Linked DNA regions of Homo sapiens: region 2 is linked to region 1. The links are chromatin loops, found by intact Hi-C in ENCODE. Cell type or tissue: heart left ventricle. All regions are shown on one strand. Each heading gives the region's core, and the rest is flanking DNA. Links, peaks and the distances in the headings are about the cores only. Region 1 holds the start of LOC284600 (a long non-coding RNA gene). Region 2 holds the start of HES4 (hes family bHLH transcription factor 4).

Region 1 (8,312 bases), core at 171-8,170:
ACGCCCGGGGGCCTGACCCCGACCCCCGCATATACCAGCAACGGTGCGCCCGGGGGCCTGACCCCGACCACCGCATATACCAGCAACGGTGCGCCCGGGGGCCTGACCCCGACCCCCGCATATACCAGCAACGGTGCGCCCGGGGGCCTGACCCCGACCACCGCATATACCAGCAACGCCCGGGGGCCTGACCCCGACCCCCGCATATACCAGCAACGGTGCGCCCGGGGGCCTGACCCCGACCCCCGCATATACCAGCAAAGGTGCGCCCGGGGGCCTGACCCCGACCACCGCATATACCAGCAACAGTGCGCCCGGGGGGCCTGACCCCGACCACCGCATATACCAGCAAAGATGCGCCCGGGGGCCTGACCCCGACCACCGCATATACCAGCAACGGTGCGCCCGGGGGCCTGACCCCGACCCCCGCATATACCAGCAACGGTGCGCCCGGGGGCCTGACCCCGACCACCGCATATACCAGCAACGGTGCGCCCGGGGGCCTGACCCCGACCCCCGCATATACCAGCAACGCCCGGGGGCCTGACCCCGACCCCCGCATATACCAGCAACGGTGCGCCCGGGGGCCTGACCCCGACCCCCGCATATACCAGCAAAGGTGCGCCCGGGGGCCTGACCCCGACCACCGCATATACCAGCAACAGTGCGCCCGGGGGGCCTGACCCCGACCACCGCATATACCAGCAACGGTGCGCCCGGGGGCCTGACCCCGACCCCCGCATATACCAGCAACGGTGCGCCCGGGGGCCTGACCCCGACCCCCGCATATACCAGCAAAGGTGCGCCCGGGGGCCTGACCCCGATCACCGCATATACCAGCAACGGTGCGCCCGGGGGGCCTGACCCGGTGCCCTTCATGAATCCCGTGGCCCAGGAAATGGGCTGAGCAGAATCCCACCTGCTGCAGGGCCAAACCCCCCTCCCTTCCCCCCTGCCCCTCATCCCTCCCTTCCCCCCTGCCCCTCATTCCCTCCCCTCCCACCTGTCCCCTCATCCCTCCCCCATCCCTTCCCCTCCCACTTGTCCCCTCTCCCCTCCCACCTGTCCCCTCATTCCCTCCCCCATCCCCTCCCCTCTCCCCTCCCACCTTCCCCTCATCCCCTCCCCCTACTCCCCTCTCCCCTGTCTCCTCTCCCCCACCCCCTCCTCCCCTCCCACCTGTTCCCCCATTCCCTCCCCCGTCCCATCGCCTCCCCCTTTTCCCTCCTCTCCCCCGCCCCTCCTCCCCCTCCCCTCCCTCTGTCACCTCCCCTGTCCCTTCCTCCTTTCCCTCTTCACCTTCAGTATCTTTGCCTCCTCCTCCCTTTGCAGACACACTGCACACAGGCCTCTCCCAGGCCCTGCTTTCCTTTGAACCATATCTTGTCTCTTTTCCCTTTTTCAGGGAAACTTCCAAAGAACTGGCTGTGGCGGACACCCTATCTTTCTGGCTCTGTGACCTTCCCCTTCCAGCTGCTGCCCCCACCAGCCTGCACCCCTGTTCTGAGAGGCCATCCGCACCTCTCGGTGCCTGCCCTCCTGCCCGCCCTCCTGTGGGCCTGGCCTGCTCCACACCTGCTGTCCACGAGGAGGACCGGCTTGTGCTGCCCTCCGACTTGGCCACACTGGTTCCTGCTGCCTGCAGCTTCCATTCTAACAGGTGTGGGGCTGATCACGAACAAATCCACTAATGAATAAATCAGAAAACTTGTAGGTAGTTATCTGTGGAGAATTAAGGTGATTGTCACTGGGTCAGTCTGGGTGTCTAAGGCCCCATCCTGACAGGGGAACTGTGAGCCTCGCCTTGGCCAGAGGGAGACCCTTCAGGTGGAAGGAACAGCCTGGGAAGTCCCGGGGGGCTTGGCGAGCAGGGGGCAGGGAGCCAGTGATGGGCCCTCCTCCCAGATCGGGGAGGGTCTGTACTCTCTCGGCTGGTCAGAAGGACCGGGCAGGAGGGAGGTGAAGAGGGTGTTTCTTAGCCCTGCGGGATCCCCGAGGAGGGGAAGTTTTCCTGAAAAAGGGAGGGTCCCATGGAGGAAGAGTCAGCTCCAGATGCTCCCTAATCCCAGAGAACACAGACTCCAGCAGGTAAAATCAGGTGCGCCCACAGCCTCACCTCTCCTCCTTGTCCCTTGAGGGTGGGCAAGGAAACAGACAGTGACCCCAGCCCCTCTGGCCAGTGCAAGAGGCTGCAGGGCCTGACATTCTCATCATGGAAAGAAGACTTTTTTTTTTTTTTTTTTTTTTTTAGGAGACACAGTCTCCCTCTGTTGCCCAGGCTGGAGTGCAATGGTGTGATCTCGGCTCACTGCAACCTCCACCTCTTGGGTTCAAGCAATTCTTTCACCTCAGCCTCCCCAGTAGCTGGGATTATGGGCATGCACCACCACACCATGCTAATTTTTGTATTTTTAGTAGAGAGATGGGGTTTCACCATGTTGGCCAGGCTGGTCTTGAACTCCTGACCTCAAATGATCCGCCCACTTTGGCTTCCCTAAGTGCTGGGATTACAGGCGTGAGCCATCATGTCCAGCCAATTTTTTTTTTTTTTAAGATAGGGTCTCACTCTGTCACCCAGGCTGACGTGCAGTGGTACTGTTTTGGCTTGCTGCATCCTGGGAAAGGAGAGTGTAACAGCACTTTAAGGAACAGAAGCCTTTCAATGGCCAGAGAGTGACAGAAAAGTCTTAGGGAGGTAGGGGAAAACGAGAGGCCTGGGAGCCGGGCTCCCGGGACGGCGGTGGCTCAGCCTTCTCTCCTGCGGAGGTGCACCCAGCCCATGCTCCCTGCACTTCTGGCCTCCTCGGGTGTGGTGAATGAGTGTGCTTAAAGGGGAAGCGACAGCCCATGCTCCCTGCACCTCTGGCCTCCTCGGGTGTGGTGAATGAGTGTGCTTAAAGGGGAAGCGACAGCAGACTCTGGCACTGGCTGTTCTGTCTGTGGCTAAGGAGAATGCCCGGGACGTGTGCTGCCTGCAGGGGTGGCAGGACACCAGCTGCAGAGACACCTCCTGTGCTGCCCTCCGGGGTGGGCTCCAGACTCTCTTCCCGGCTCCTGTGCACTTCAGGTGCGGGGGGCCAGCTGAGTTGAAGGGGAGAGGCAGCTGAGTTTCCGGCACTGTCCTAGCCGGCTCTCCTTCATGACCACAGAGACCACCTTGCTCAGAGAGCTGCCCAGGGAGCTGCTGACTAGGGACCCCCACAATTTTGCTGAGTGAGAAAGGGCTGAGGGTGAAAAGCAGGCAGGTCTGAAAGCCAGAGGGCATCTCTGGTTGCACACAGGATGCTCTCACCTCCAGCAGGAGGGTAGCAGAGCCCAAGGGACTAAACATGGAAGAAGGTGAAATACTCAACCAAGGCCAGAGGCCAGGGTCCTGGTTAGGAAAGCTGGAGGCCCTGGCGGACGCGGTGGAGACACCTGGGCAGACATCTGAGTCCCCACTCTTCCTGGAAACTCTGAGCCTATGCAATCAGCTCCTCCTTGGGCACTGGGCCTGAGAAAAGGCCAGCTCAACGGCACATGCTGGGCTGCTGCAGGACACAGCTAGTCCTGGCAAGAGGGTGGGTAGTGAGGAGGGCTTTGACCCAAGAAGATGGCCCTCCCGGGGCTGCCACTGAGGAGACTGAACATGCTAAAGGCCAAGGTCTGCTGTGGAGGCAGGGGTTGAAGCTCCAGGAGGCCCAGAAGGAGCGGGGCCAGCCTGGCAGCAGGCCAAGGGCAAGAGTGCCTGGTGGTGTGGATCTGGGTGGGGGCTTGGTGGGCCGGGTCAAGGGCAGGGCTGGGGGCCAGAGGGGTCCTACCCGTAGTTCAGGGAGATGGGAGGGTGGGCTTAGTGAGGATTTCAGACGTGGGCCTTCATGGTCTCCTGGGGGGTGGACGAAGCTGGTCGTGGTGGAGCCTGGGTGAGGGCAGAGGTGGTACACCCCAGAAGACCCTGCTCCAGGCCGCGGTGGGGTGGGCCCTGCAGCCAGCTTGACCTATTTATTCTATTGAGATGAAATTCACATAACAAAATTAATGACGTTAAAGCAAACAATTCAGTGGCATTTAGCGCTTTCATCTTGTCCTGCAACCCTGACCTCGACCTCGTCCCAGAACACGTCCTCACCCTGAAGGGGAACCATACACGTTAAGCAGTCGGTCCCTGTTGCCCCCTCCCGCGAGCTCTGGCAACCACGATGTCTTTTCTTTATCTGTGGATTCCCTGTTCTGGACATTTTCACGTTTCCCAGGCTCGTCCCTGTCGCAGCGACCGCCTGGGGCTGATGTTCCAGCTGCGCACTGGGCCGCCCTTTGCTGTGAACATTTGCCGCCGGCACGCGCCCAGTCTTCAGCTCTCTGGGGAGCGCCCGGGAGGGGAACTTCCGGGCCTGTGGGAACTTCGTGCTCAACTTTCTGAGGAAGGTCCTTTTGCACCGCGGCTGCACCCGCCCCGACAATGCGCGAGGGGGTCCAACGCCTCCATCTCCTCGGCAGCACTTACGTCCGCTTTTCTGAAATCACAGCCATTCTAGTGGATGTGCCTGGCTGGGTTTATGTCTGTTTTCTCGGTGAACGTGAACGGGGGTTTCGGGCACAGGCGGGGACAGCAGTGAGGAATGGGCGGACGCCCGGGCCCCCCTCACTGGGTGCCCTGCCGGGGTTCCCTGGGACGCGGTGGGGCGGGGAGGGGACCCAACAGCCTCCCCCGCCACGAACGTCCCCAACAGCCTCCCCCGCCACGAACGTCCCCAACAGCCTCCCCCGCCACGAACGTCCCCAACAGCCTCCCCCGCAGCCTTCCCGCACCCCCCGGCACCCCCGACCCTCCGGCCCCCTCCCCTCACCCGCCTCCCCGCGGCGGAGTCCGGCGACGCTCAGAACCGAATTTCCGCGGACAGATCCTCCCGGAACGTGAGCTCTTGACTTTGGAGCCCAGGAAAGACCCCGGCGCTCCGGGCACGCGGCCGTCGTGGCCGCGCGGCTCTTTGTGTTTGCGGGAGGCGGCGGCGCGAGGAGCTGTGGCGCCCCCTGGTGGCGGAGTGCGGCCTGCGCCGGGCGCTGCGGAAGCGGCCACGTTCGGAGGAGGCGGCGGCCACGTTCGGAGGCGGCCACGTTCGGAGGAGGAGGCGGCCGCGTTCGGAGGAGGAGGAGGCCGCGTTCGGAGGAGGCGGCGGCCGCGTTCGGAGGAGGCCACGTTCGGAGGAGGAGGCGGCCACGTTCGGAGGAGGCCACGTTCGGAGGAGGAGGCGGCCGCGTTCGGAGGAGGAGGCGGCCGCGTTCGGAGGAGGCCACGTTCGGAGGAGGAGGCGGCCGCGTTCGGAGGAGGCGGCGGCCACCCGGGCCTGGCGGTGGAGGGGGAGGAGGAGCAGAGGGCGGGGCCGGGGCCGGCGGCCTCTTTGGACCCCGCGGCTTTGAGGGGGCCCCGGCACTCACGCCCTGACCCTGGCGTCCTGAGCCTGCGTCCAAGGGGTTGCCACCTGCCCCGATGCCGCCCCCCACCCCCCCACCCTCTGCTGCGTCCTGGGCTCTACACCCACTGGGGTGGAGGGCTCGCTTCTAATAAAAACGGCAGGACCAGGAAGACCAGGACCCCGGGCCCCTGGGAGTCGCGCTGTCCTCTGCACTGGCCCCTTGTGCATCCTTGTCCCCCTCAGCCATTCCAAAGCCCCGGCCCTCCGCCCCAGGCCTCCCATCCTCCACTCTGAGTGCAGCAGGAACCTCGTGAGATGAGCATGTGGAGGGAGCTCCCCGGGATGCTGGGCTGGGCACAGGGTCTGCAGGGGCCGACGGCCCCTAGGCTGACCTTCCAGAGCTCCCTCTCCAGCCACCCGGGCTCGGCCTGCTGGGAACAGAGCTGCCCCAACCTTGTGCCCGCTGGGCCTCTGTGCAGGGTTCCCAGGACTGCCTTCTGGACACCTTCCCTGCTGGGGTTCTGACAGCGGGGTGGACAGCCTTGCCCAGCCTCAGGGCCGTGCAGCGCCAGGGGTAAATGTGGCTCTCCTTGCACCGCTGCGCCTAGGGCTGCCCTAAGGAAACACAGTCGGTCTCCAAGGCTGGGGCTGCCTCCATGGATGCAGACGGCTCACTGGGGGACTTGAACATCTGTGGATTTTGGTATCTGTGGGGATCCTGGAATCAGTGCCCCACAGATACTGAGAGATGACTGTACCACAGACTGGGTAGGTTAAACAGAAATTAATTTTCTCACAGTTCTAGGGGCTGGAAGTCCAGGGTCAAGGTGTGAGCTGGGCCTTTCCTGGCGAGGGCTCTTACCTGGCTTGCAGATGGCCGCCTGTTCTGTCCCCACACGTCGGAGACAGGGAGTGGGTGCTCTGGTGCCTCTTTTATAAGGACACGAATTCTATCAGATCAGGGCCCCACCCTTAGGGCCTCATTTGACGTTAATTACTTTCTTAGAGGGCCCGTTGAACACTTGTTCAATGAACCAGTTGACGAAAAAGATCACAGTCACACAAGCTAAACCGCAGCACACACCACGCAGTGGTGGGGAGGTGGTGCGAAGTCAGAGTGTGTGTCCCCCCGCCCCAAATTCCTGTGCTGAGGCCCTAACCCCCAGGACCTCAGAATATGGTTGTTTGGAGATGGGGTCTTTAACGAGGCGATTAAGGTGAAATGGGGTCATGGGGCGGGCCCTGATACAATGTATAAGAAGAGGAGATGAGGATTTAGGGAGAAGACGGTGTCCACAAGCCAAGGAGAGGCCTCTGGAGAAGTCAGTCTGTGGACACCGTGACCGCGGACCTCCAGCCCCCAGAATTAGCAAATAAACGCTTGCTGAAGACGCCGCGCAGCCGGCGGGGCTCGGTTATGGCGGCGGCACTGACTAGCACAGGGGCAACTCTTCAGCCCCTCACACGGACCCGCATCCCGGGCCCCCTCGTCCCCTCACGCATGGGCACCCTCTGTATCCAAATCCAGTCTACCTTTCAAAGGAGGAATCTTGAACCTGGATTGACCTCCCAGAACTCAGGTGAGGGGGGATTATTATTATGACGATTTTTTTTTTTTTTTGAGACAGAGTTTCACTCTGGTTGCCCAGGCTGGGTGCAATGGCGCGATCTCGGCTCACTGCAAGCTCCGCCTCCCGGGTTCATGTGATTCTGTCTCAGCCTCCCGAGTAGCTGGGACTACAGGCACCACCACGCCCAGCTAGTTTTTTTGCATTTTTAGACGGGGTTTCACCATGTTGGCCAGGCTGGTCTTGAACTCCTGAGCTAAGGTGATCCACCCACCTCGGCCTCCCAAAGTGCTGGGATTACAGGCATGAGCCACCGCTCCCGGCCTATTATTACTATTAATTAGCCCCACAAACGCACCCCTCTCTCCTGTCTGGGAGCCCAGCCTAGGTTCTCCTTCTAGGCAGTGCAGGGCAGTGTGGGCTGGAGCATTGGTCAGTGTTGGCCAGAATGGCCGTCCTTCCTCTGAGACGAGGGCCCAGGAGATGAGCGGGGGGTGCTCTGTCCACTTCCAGGTTTTGGGCTCTGTTGGGAGACACCCAGGAGTTGCCCCTCCTGTAGGTGACCCCGAGTGCTCCTGAGCTGTACAGTCGCATGGCACCTCCGGAGGGGAAGTCACCCTCCTGGGGCCGCTAAGTCACCTGGTGTCACACACCCACCTCCAGCCGCCTCGCTCTCTCCACCCAGGGTCTAGCATGAAGACTGGCCTCAAGATGAGGTGCTCATGGGCACCTCCCAGACCCACACCGCACCCTGATGTTTCTTGGTAAACAGGGTTGCCTACATTTCATGCCTAATTTGTGTTAACCGAAGAAATTCATATTTTAAACATTTTGCATAACTGGAAATGTATTCCAAAATGTTTCACTTTTGACATAGTTTTGTGAAAAGGTGAAAACAGGACACGCTTGTGTACACACATGCCTACATGGAGGTAGGGAAGCATGTAGTCAGCACTCCTAAAAGCAGCCCTCGAGTGTCTGCTCCGTGTGGGCATTAGGAAAGGGAGGAGCAGGTGGGGTGGCTGTTGCCACCCTGAGTGTCAGGGAGTTTATGCACCATCTTTACCGCTAGACTGTGAGCTCCTTGGGGGCACACCGAGTCTCTGTCACGATGGATTTGCCTAGCAGGTGCTCTGTAAACACTTGTTCAATGAACCAGCTGACGAAAAAGATAAAACGCTCCATTTACAGGCCCAGCAATAGTAAAACGAACACTGCTGTGGCTCCCACTTTGAGAACGCATGTTGCAAATGCGTCATATGTCCTGTGAGTGACACACACTCTCTCCACAAACTCCAGCCTGGCTTCTCAAGGCCTCCTCTGGGCAAAGCCCCGTCTTTGGTCTGTGAAG
Region 2 (8,312 bases), core at 231-8,230, 93 kb before region 1:
GGAGGGGACCATCAGAGGCCAAGGGCACAGACCCAGAGAGACAGACACACAGATGGGAGCTGTCCTGTGGCAAAGAAGGTGGGAGGAACACAGTCCCCGGAGATCCTGGAGTGGGCTCCCTGGCAGGGGGCAGGGAGCAGGGGGGTCTCTTCCTCTCCAGAAGAGCAGAGGCAAGTGCTGGTGGCCCCTCCTGCCTCTGCTCAGCAAGGACCCCAGCTGCTGCCCAGGGGCAGGAACCCTGGCAGATGGGCGTGGGTGCTCACTATGAGTTGGACGCCGTCAGTGGCTTTAAAAGTAGAATCTCCTGGCCAGGCACGGTGGCTCACACCTGTAATCCCAGCACTTTGGGAGGCTGAGGTGCGTGGATCACCTGAGGTGGGGAGTTTGAGACCAGCCTGACCAACATGGAGAAACTACATCTCTACTAAAAATACAAAAATTAGCCAGGTGTGGCGGCACACGCCTGTAATCCCAGCTACTCCAGAGGCTGAGGCAGGAGAATCGCTTGAATACAGGAAGCAGAGGTTGTGGTGAGCCCAGATCGTGCCACTGCACTCCAGCCTGAGCGACAAGAGTGAAACTCCGTCTCAAAAAAGAAAAAAAAAAAGTAGAATCTCCTATTAAGACCAGCCTGGCCAACACAGTGAAACCCCATCTCTACTAAAAATACAAAACACTAGCCGGGCGTGGTGGTACATGCTTGTAATCCCAGCTACTTGGGAGGCTGAGGCAGGAGAATCGCTTGAACCCGGGAGGCAAAGGTTGTGGTGCCACTGCACTCCAGCCTGGGCAACAGAGCGAGACGCTGCCTCAAAAAAAAAAAAAAAAAAAAGTTAGCTCCCTTTTACAGATGAGAAAACAGGTACAAGGAGGGGAAGTGAGCCCATCTAAAAACCAGTGAGGGAATGATCAGTCCCAGCCACGCTTGGCAGGGAGGAGACTCACGCCTGTAGTCCCAGCACGTTGGGAGGCCGAGGCAGGAGCATCGTCTCGGGCCAGGAGTTCGAGACCAGCCTGGGCAACATAGGGAGATCCCCATCTCTACAAAAAAAAAATAAATAAAAACGATCCTCAGGCTCCTCCTTCCATCCCGAACTCCCTGCCTGTCTAGGGACTGGGGGAGGCCCAGAGCCCCCCCAAATTTCTTCCCAAGCCGGGGCCCAGGGGCTGGGGAGATTCAGGCCGGCAGCTCCCCTGGGATGACCCCCAGCAGGAGGCGGCGGCGACTGCGGCCACTGGGGGCGCTCGCGGGCTTTCCCGCCCGGGCCCAGCGCTCAGGCCGGGGAGGGACGCGGGACGGGGACACCATCCACACCACCTCCTGGGCTACGGGGCCGGTCCGAGCCTCTCCAGCGCCGAGGCGCGCGCAGAGAGGTCGGGGCAGGAGAGCCGGGGCTTAAGTGCTCGCGGGGCCACCTCCGAGACGCCCGCCCAGCCCCCGCGGCTTTCCCCAGTCGGCGAGGGGCGCGGACAGCCTCTCGGCGGAGAGGGCGCCACCCCCGCTCCGGCCTCGCAGCCCCCCGCGCCCCTGTGCAAGCGGCGGGGTGTGGGGGGCGCCTCAGGGGCACCGCGGAGGGCCGGGGTCAGCGCCGCGAAGAGGGCGCCTTCCCGCGTGGGCCGCAGGACTTTGCTTGGGGCCAGATTAGACGTGGGGTCCGAGGGGAGGGGAAGCTTCCGCACAGAAACCCTGGGTCCAGGTGCCCGGGCAGGGGCGAACCTGCCAATCAGCCGACTCCCTGGCTCAGAAAAGCTCCCCAAAAAGTTCCCCGACTCCCTCCCCGACCAGAAGCTCCCGGTTCTCGCTGGCCCAGCTCCCCCTCCCCACCTCCCTCGTCCCTGCGCCCCCTTCGCACCCTGGGAATGCCACGCCCTCCCTTGAGGCTTCCCCCCTGAGGACCCCCCACCCCGCAGAAGCCTTTGGGACCACCCGGCGTCAAGAAGGCTTTTGTCCACCCAGGCCACCCACCTAATTCGGTTCTCTTACGTGACTGCTGAGTCTGCCATCTGCCTCCTGCCCGGATTGAAAGCCCGGGAGGGTCTCCACACCCGGGCCCAGGCCAGGCTCTCCAGGGGGCTCAGGAAGCCTCCGCTGCACGGACGCGTGAGGCCGCCGGGGACCCCGAGTGCGGAAAGGACCAACGTGCCCCGCAGCGGCATTCGAAATAAAAACAGCAAACACGAAAATAACCACAGCCCTGTTTTACGCAACCTGCCCCTTTGCAGTTATATTAACAGTGGCCCCTCATTTTTCTGTGAGCCCCACTTTGCTGCTGCTGAGTTCGCCAGCGGGTCACCTGGAAGCACGTGGCGACACGGGCCACATGACGTCATCCCAGCAGGCTTGCGTCATCGCCCCGGGTGCCTGGTGACGTCACCAGCCCGCTCGCGTCACGCGCACGTTCTGCTCCTCGTGGTCCGGCCCGGCCCGCGCCATCACCGGCCCTGCTCTGCGGGGCCACCCGTGCGCCCCTTCGCCGTCCGCTGACTCCGCCCTCCCGCCTGCCGACCCGGCCGCCGACCTTCCCCCGGCTCTGTCGCTCCCAAGGCTTTCTGCAGCCCTCCGTGCTCCAGGCCGCACACCTGAGGGTGGGACCCCCGGAGGCCGAGCCGGTGTCGGATCAAACTCGGAGACCGAGCAGGGCCCAAACCGGGACCGGAGTGGGGACGGGCGGAGGAAGCCAAGAGGCTCGAGACCGAGGCTCGCCCACCCCTCGGCGCCGCCGGACCCTGCGCCACTGGGGGAATTTCCTTCCCGACTTCCCGCGCGGCCACAGCCCCAGCTCCGTCCAGCCCCGGCTCCCGGCCCCCTGGGCGGGAGAGTGAGCCCCGAGACTCCGCCCAGCCCCGGGGGTCCCGGGCCCCGTTCGCCCCCAGCGGCCCCTCCCGGCGCGTTGCTCGGCCCCGGCTGCATCGGGGAGCGCGGGATCACCCGGCCCTGTCCCCAGCGGTGTCGGAGGGGGGCGCGGGCGGGGGCCCCGCATGCCATTGTCGCCCGCGGAGGCCGCGCCCGGAGCCGAGGCGTGACTGACAGCGAGCGGGGGAGGAGCGCGGCCGTCGATTGGCTGGGGCGAGTGTGGGAAAGAATGCGGAGCCGGGTTCACACACCCCGCGGCGGCGAGGCCTTAAATAGGGAAACGGCCTGAGGCGCGCGCGGGCCTGGAGCCGGGATCCGCCCTAGGGGCTCGGATCGCCGCGCGCTCGCCGCTCGCCCGCCAGCCCGCCCGTGGTCCGTGGCGGCGCGCTCCACCCGGCACGGGGAGGCGCGGGGCGCACCATGGCCGCAGACACGCCGGGGAAACCGAGCGCCTCGCCGATGGCAGGAGCGCCGGCCAGCGCCAGCCGGACCCCAGACAAGCCCCGGAGCGCGGCCGAGCACCGCAAGGTGGGGTCCCGGCCGGGCGTGAGGGGGGCGACCGGGGGGCGGGAGGGACGCGGGACTCAGCCGGTGCCCGACCCGCAGTCCTCCAAGCCGGTCATGGAGAAGCGGCGCCGAGCGCGTATTAACGAGAGCCTCGCTCAGCTCAAAACCCTCATCCTGGACGCCCTCAGAAAAGAGGTAAGTCGGGGGCGAAGGCCCGAGACCCGGAGTCTGGGTCGCAGCTGACCTGGACCTCCCGCCTATCCCCGCCCCCAGAGCTCCCGCCACTCGAAGCTGGAGAAGGCGGACATCCTGGAGATGACCGTGAGACACCTGCGGAGCCTGCGTCGCGTGCAGGTGACGGGTGAGGCGCGGGCGGCGGCGGCTTGGAGGCGGGGGGAGGGCGCGGGACCCCCGGGACCCGGCACCGACCTCTCCTCCTGTGTCGCTCCCGCAGCCGCGCTCAGCGCCGACCCCGCCGTTCTGGGCAAGTACCGCGCCGGCTTCCACGAGTGTCTGGCGGAGGTGAACCGCTTCCTGGCCGGCTGCGAGGGCGTCCCGGCCGACGTGCGCTCCCGCCTGCTGGGCCACCTGGCAGCCTGCCTGCGCCAGCTGGGACCCTCCCGCCGCCCGGCCTCGCTGTCCCCGGCTGCCCCCGCAGAGGCCCCAGCGCCCGAGGTCTACGCGGGCCGCCCGCTGCTGCCATCGCTCGGCGGCCCCTTCCCTCTGCTCGCGCCGCCGCTGCTGCCGGGTCTGACCCGGGCGCTGCCCGCCGCCCCCAGGGCGGGGCCGCAGGGCCCGGGTGGGCCCTGGAGGCCGTGGCTGCGCTGAGGCTGTGGCCCTGAGACTGCATCGGAGGCGGCGCCCCGTTCTAGGGCCGTGGCCTTTGCCGAGACTGTAGCAGAGAAAACGTATTTATTATTCCAGAGTCTGCGTCACGAGTTTTCTTTCTTTGTCTTGGTGAAGAGTTGACTTTGGGAGCGCCCCGCAGCCACGCCGCGCCGGGGTCCCGCCCTCCTCCCAGGGCCGCGGTCTGCAGGTGGCTGGGGGCGTCGGGCGGGCCCGGGGGGGCGGGCTGGGGGCGGGACCGAGGACTGAGGGCGACCCCTCCGCTCCGCGCCCTCCGCTCCGCGCCCTCCCCTCCGCATCCCTGCAGCCCCGCATGCGCACCCGCCCTCTGCCCCCGCGTTGGGTTTGCCTCGCTCTGCGGTGGCGGTTGTGAGGGGTCCCCCCGGAGGCTCAGGTGGGAAGCTCAACGTCCCTGAGTGCCCAGAATCTTCCCGGTGCTGGAAGGCGGTCGCGCAGCATCGCCGGGCAAGTTACTTTTCGGAGGCCCCTTTCCCGACTCCCAGTCCCCGGACCGCGGAAGGCGGAGGCTGCGGTCCTGAGCGGCGCTGGGATGAGGGCGGCCGCCCTTGGCCCTGAAGACCCCCGCTGGGTTCTCCTGTTAAGTGCAGAGCTGCCCGTGCCCACCGCAGACCCCTCCTCCAGGCGTCTGTGCGGGGGGCGCCCGGCGGGAGCGCGCGGGTCCGAGCTGGGCTGTGGACACCGAGTGCCGGGGCCAAGGACGTCGCTCACGAGGGCGTCGGCCCTGCCCGCAGCCTCCCCTGCCCCGGTAAGGGAGGTTCCGCCTCCCCAGTGGGTGAGGACTGGGGGCTCCTCCCTCATCGTCCCGAGCACGTGCCGTTGTCGACCACCGAGTTACCAGGCAGCGCCGGACGTTCCCCTGAACCAGCGCCGCGGTCGCCATCCCGGTCCCGCGTTCGGGGGGGTCCGGCGCAGTTCGAGGCACTCAGCCGAGGCAGAGGGTCTCCCCCTGAGCCGCACCCAGGGCCATTTCCCAACTGGGGCCGAGTTCACCAGGGCCCACGGGAGGCGAGCGAGCCCTCCCACCAGCACTGGCCCTCCAGGCCCCAGTCTGTGCCTCCATCAGGAGCCCCCCTGGGCCCTCCAGGACACAGCCGTGCACAGCTTGTAGGAGCCTCCCAGGCCCAACAAGCCAGGCCACCCCTGGCCCCTGGCTGCCCTGCCCCCTCCCTGAGCTCCGAGGGCCAGGCCAGTGACCCTGGGCGGGGTAGCATTGGGCTGGGGGTCCCACCCTTGGTCCCCCCAGCAGTCCTACTCTGGGGGTCCTGGTCCCAGGAGAGCCTCAAAGTAGCCCTTCCCCTTGGGAGCCTGAGACCCCATGAGGGAGGCCCCCTTCTCCTTGGGAGCTTGAGACCCCGTGAGGGAGGCCCCCTTCCCCTTGGGAGCTTGAGACCCCGTGAGGGAGGCCTCCTCAGCAGCACAGGAAGGGACGGTCTTCTTGGGGGCAGCTGGAAGCTCAGCGTGGCCGGGGGAGGGGAGTTGCTCAGAGAAGGCATCAGTGCAGAAGGGGAAGGAGGGCCTGGGGCAGCGAAGCTGGGAGTGTGGGGAGGAGCTCAGGGTAAGAGAGGCACCCCACAAAGTCACCCGGGCTGTGGGTCCCAAGAGGGCAGGGCATCTCTCCACCAGGCTCTGGCCTTGAATGCCCTCTCCACTGTGGCGAAAGGGCCCTGCATAGCTGCCCAGGGACCACTCAGGTTCTGGGGGAATCACAGTCCTTGGGCAGTCCCTTCGCAGTCTGGGTTCCTTTGTGCTCCACACCACCTGCCCCCTGGCTTTTCCCCCTTGTTTCCTCCTAACTTGTCGTCCATCCCATCTGCCGCAGGCTGGGTGGTGCATCATCCGGGCCCAGCTGGACGGGGCTCCAGAGGGCGAGGGCTGAGTCTGTCCAGAAGCTCTGTCCTCAGCACCCAAAACAGGGAAATGGACCCACGGGGACCTAATCCATCCCTTTGAATGACAGAGCTGGGAGGTTTGGGTTAGACTAGCGAGGTCTCAGGAAACACAGCCTGAGGGGCCGGGCTGGACGGGGGCAGCATAGGGGCTGTCCTGGGCTCCCCCTCAGGCCGCCCCCTTCTCAGAGCCCCCCTCGGGCCTCCGGGAGCCAGCCTCTGCCTACACCCAGCCAGGACGCCCACCAGAACCTGCTTAGGCACGCGGGGGTTCTTTCTGCCCTCCCCACCCTGCATCCTGTGGCCCCAGACGTGAGGTGCCCCCTCCCGCGGGGGGTCCTTTCTGCCCTCCCCACCCTGCATCCTGTGGCCCCAGATGTGGGGTGCCCCCTCCAGCGGGGGTTCTTTCTGCCCTCCCCACCCTGCATCCTGTGGCCCCAGACGTGAGGTGCCCCCTCCCGCGGGGGGTCCTTTCTGCCCTCCCCACCCTGCATCCTGTGGCCCCAGATGTGGGGTGCCCCCTCCAGCGGGGGGTCCTTTCTGTCCTCCCCACCCTGCATCCTGTGGCCCCAGACGTGAGGTGCCCCCTCCAGCGGGGGGTCCTTTCTGCCCTCCCCACCCTGCATCCTGTGGCCCCAGATGTGGGGTGCCCCCTCCAGCGGGGGGTCCTTTCTGTCCTCCCCACCCTGCATCCTGTGGCCCCAGACGTGGGGTGCCCCCTCCAGCGGGGGGTCCTTTCTGCCCTCCCCACCCTGCATCCTGTGGCCCCAGATGTGGGGTGCCTCTTCCCGCGGGGGGGCCTTTCTGCCCTCCCCACCCTGCATCCTGTGGCCCCAGATGTGGGGTGCCCCCTCACGTGGGGGTCCTTTCTGCCCTCCCTACTCTCCAGACATTTCCTGCCCCTCCCCACCTCAGGTGGCGGCTGCTCAGCAGCTGGGGTCTGGCCCGGTCCCCCATCCCTGCCCCTCCCCAGCGATTTTTATCTTGGCTTTTGGTTTTCTGCTGAATAGTAGGTGAAAGTCATCTTCTCGGTGGAGGGGGTGTGGCTGGCAGCCCCTGGTCACTTCCAGTTCATCTCTCACTGCCTCCTTGATGAGGACCAAGGGTCAATAAATGTTTGCTGAATTCCTTTGCCTCTGGGGTGTCTGGGCCGTGTGTGTCTGGGCTTGTCTGCCGCGGGGGGAACGGGGCAACACAACCGCAGATCACAGGCTTTTGAAATCTGGAGAACCTCAGTCCCTGTGGTGACCGAAGTCTAGGCCAGGCCCATGAACTCCGGGCGCCGGCAAGTTAGGGATGGGGGTGGGGTTGGGGCTGCCTGGAGCCGGGGCTTGTGAGAGGTGAGGCTGAAGCTCGCCCCGCCGGGTTCTGTGGTCACCTGGGTCCAGGACTGTCTCCTCACCATGCCTGGCTGCTGCCCCACGGCCCCCTGGAGCCCCAGGGTTATACCCACCTCGGACGCAGCCGGGGCAAGGGCCCTGGGGTGGCAGCCTCCCTGATGTCCCACTGTCCCCTTCTGGCATTCACACCTCAGTGTCCTGAGGGTCCAGTGATCTGCAGGATCAGCAGGGTTCTGCCCAGGTGATGGGCTGAGAGTGAGACCCTGTCTCAGAAAAAAAAAAAAATCAGTTGACTGTAAATGTGAGGACCTATTTCTGAACCCTCAATTCTTTTCCATCGATCTATACATCTATCCTTGTTCTATTATCAATCACACTGTCTTCTTGATGACTGTAGCTTTGTAGTAAGGTTTTCTTTGTTAGATTGGGTTTTCTTTTGTTTTGTTTAGACAGAGTCTCTGTCGCCCAGGCTGGAGCGCGGTGGCACAATCTCGGCTCACTGCAACCTCCGCCTCCCGGGTTCAAGCGATTCTTCTGCCTCAGTCTCCCGAGTAGCTGGGATTACAGGCACCCACCATCGTGCCTGGCTAATTTTTGTATTTTTAGTAGAGACGGGGTTTCACCTTGTTGAAGCTAGGCTGGTCTCGAACTTCTGACCTCAAGTGATCTGCCTGTCTTGGCCTCCCAAAGTGCTGGGATTACAGGCTTGAGCCACCGCACCCAGCCCACTGTCAGGCGTTTCTTTATAGCAATGTGAGAATGAACTTACAGTCAGCCTATAAGCTCAGCATGGAGCGTGGAGAGAGGAAGCTGGTGGGCAGAGGAAGGCAGCGGCATCTGAGCCGTTGGGCTCACTCT

What was found. Hi-C counts contacts between places; a loop is a spot of excess contacts. Peaks named below come from ENCODE experiments on the same cell type or tissue, not always from the same donor. Only the 100,000 strongest peaks of a DNase experiment are listed, where the experiment ranks them.
Region 2: a loop joins it to region 1, with 3.0 times the contacts of the local background. A loop is called at or near these places in 2 of 110 quality-filtered maps.

Annotation. Positions count from the first base shown.
Region 1 is chr1:901,476-909,787 of GRCh38, reverse strand. It overlaps LOC284600 (a long non-coding RNA gene), which reads right to left and starts at 4,673. Exons shown (of 5, transcript XR_007065342.1): 1 at 1,576-4,673. RefSeq lists a silencer at 4,919-5,028. In heart left ventricle, for the core only: a CTCF peak has its summit at 5,019 (motif pointing left); DNase peaks (open chromatin) are centred at 4,337, 5,017, 5,707, 5,947 and 2 weaker places; H3K4me3 peaks cover 1,622 bases; H3K27me3 peaks cover 1,434 bases.
Region 2 is chr1:994,936-1,003,247 of GRCh38, reverse strand. HES4 (hes family bHLH transcription factor 4) reads left to right here and starts at 3,151. Exons shown (of 4, transcript NM_021170.4): 1 at 3,151-3,382; 2 at 3,461-3,556; 3 at 3,635-3,722; 4 at 3,816-4,284. The coding sequence starts at 3,275. The coding sequence ends at 4,189. RefSeq lists an enhancer at 969-1,108 and silencers at 1,159-1,508, 2,586-2,635, 2,736-3,115, 3,186-3,325, 3,876-4,185. In heart left ventricle, for the core only: CTCF peaks have their summits at 1,040, 1,241 (motif pointing right) and 4,076; DNase peaks (open chromatin) are centred at 1,267, 2,397, 3,057, 4,087 and 7 weaker places; H3K4me3 peaks cover 4,678 bases; H3K27ac peaks cover 3,277 bases.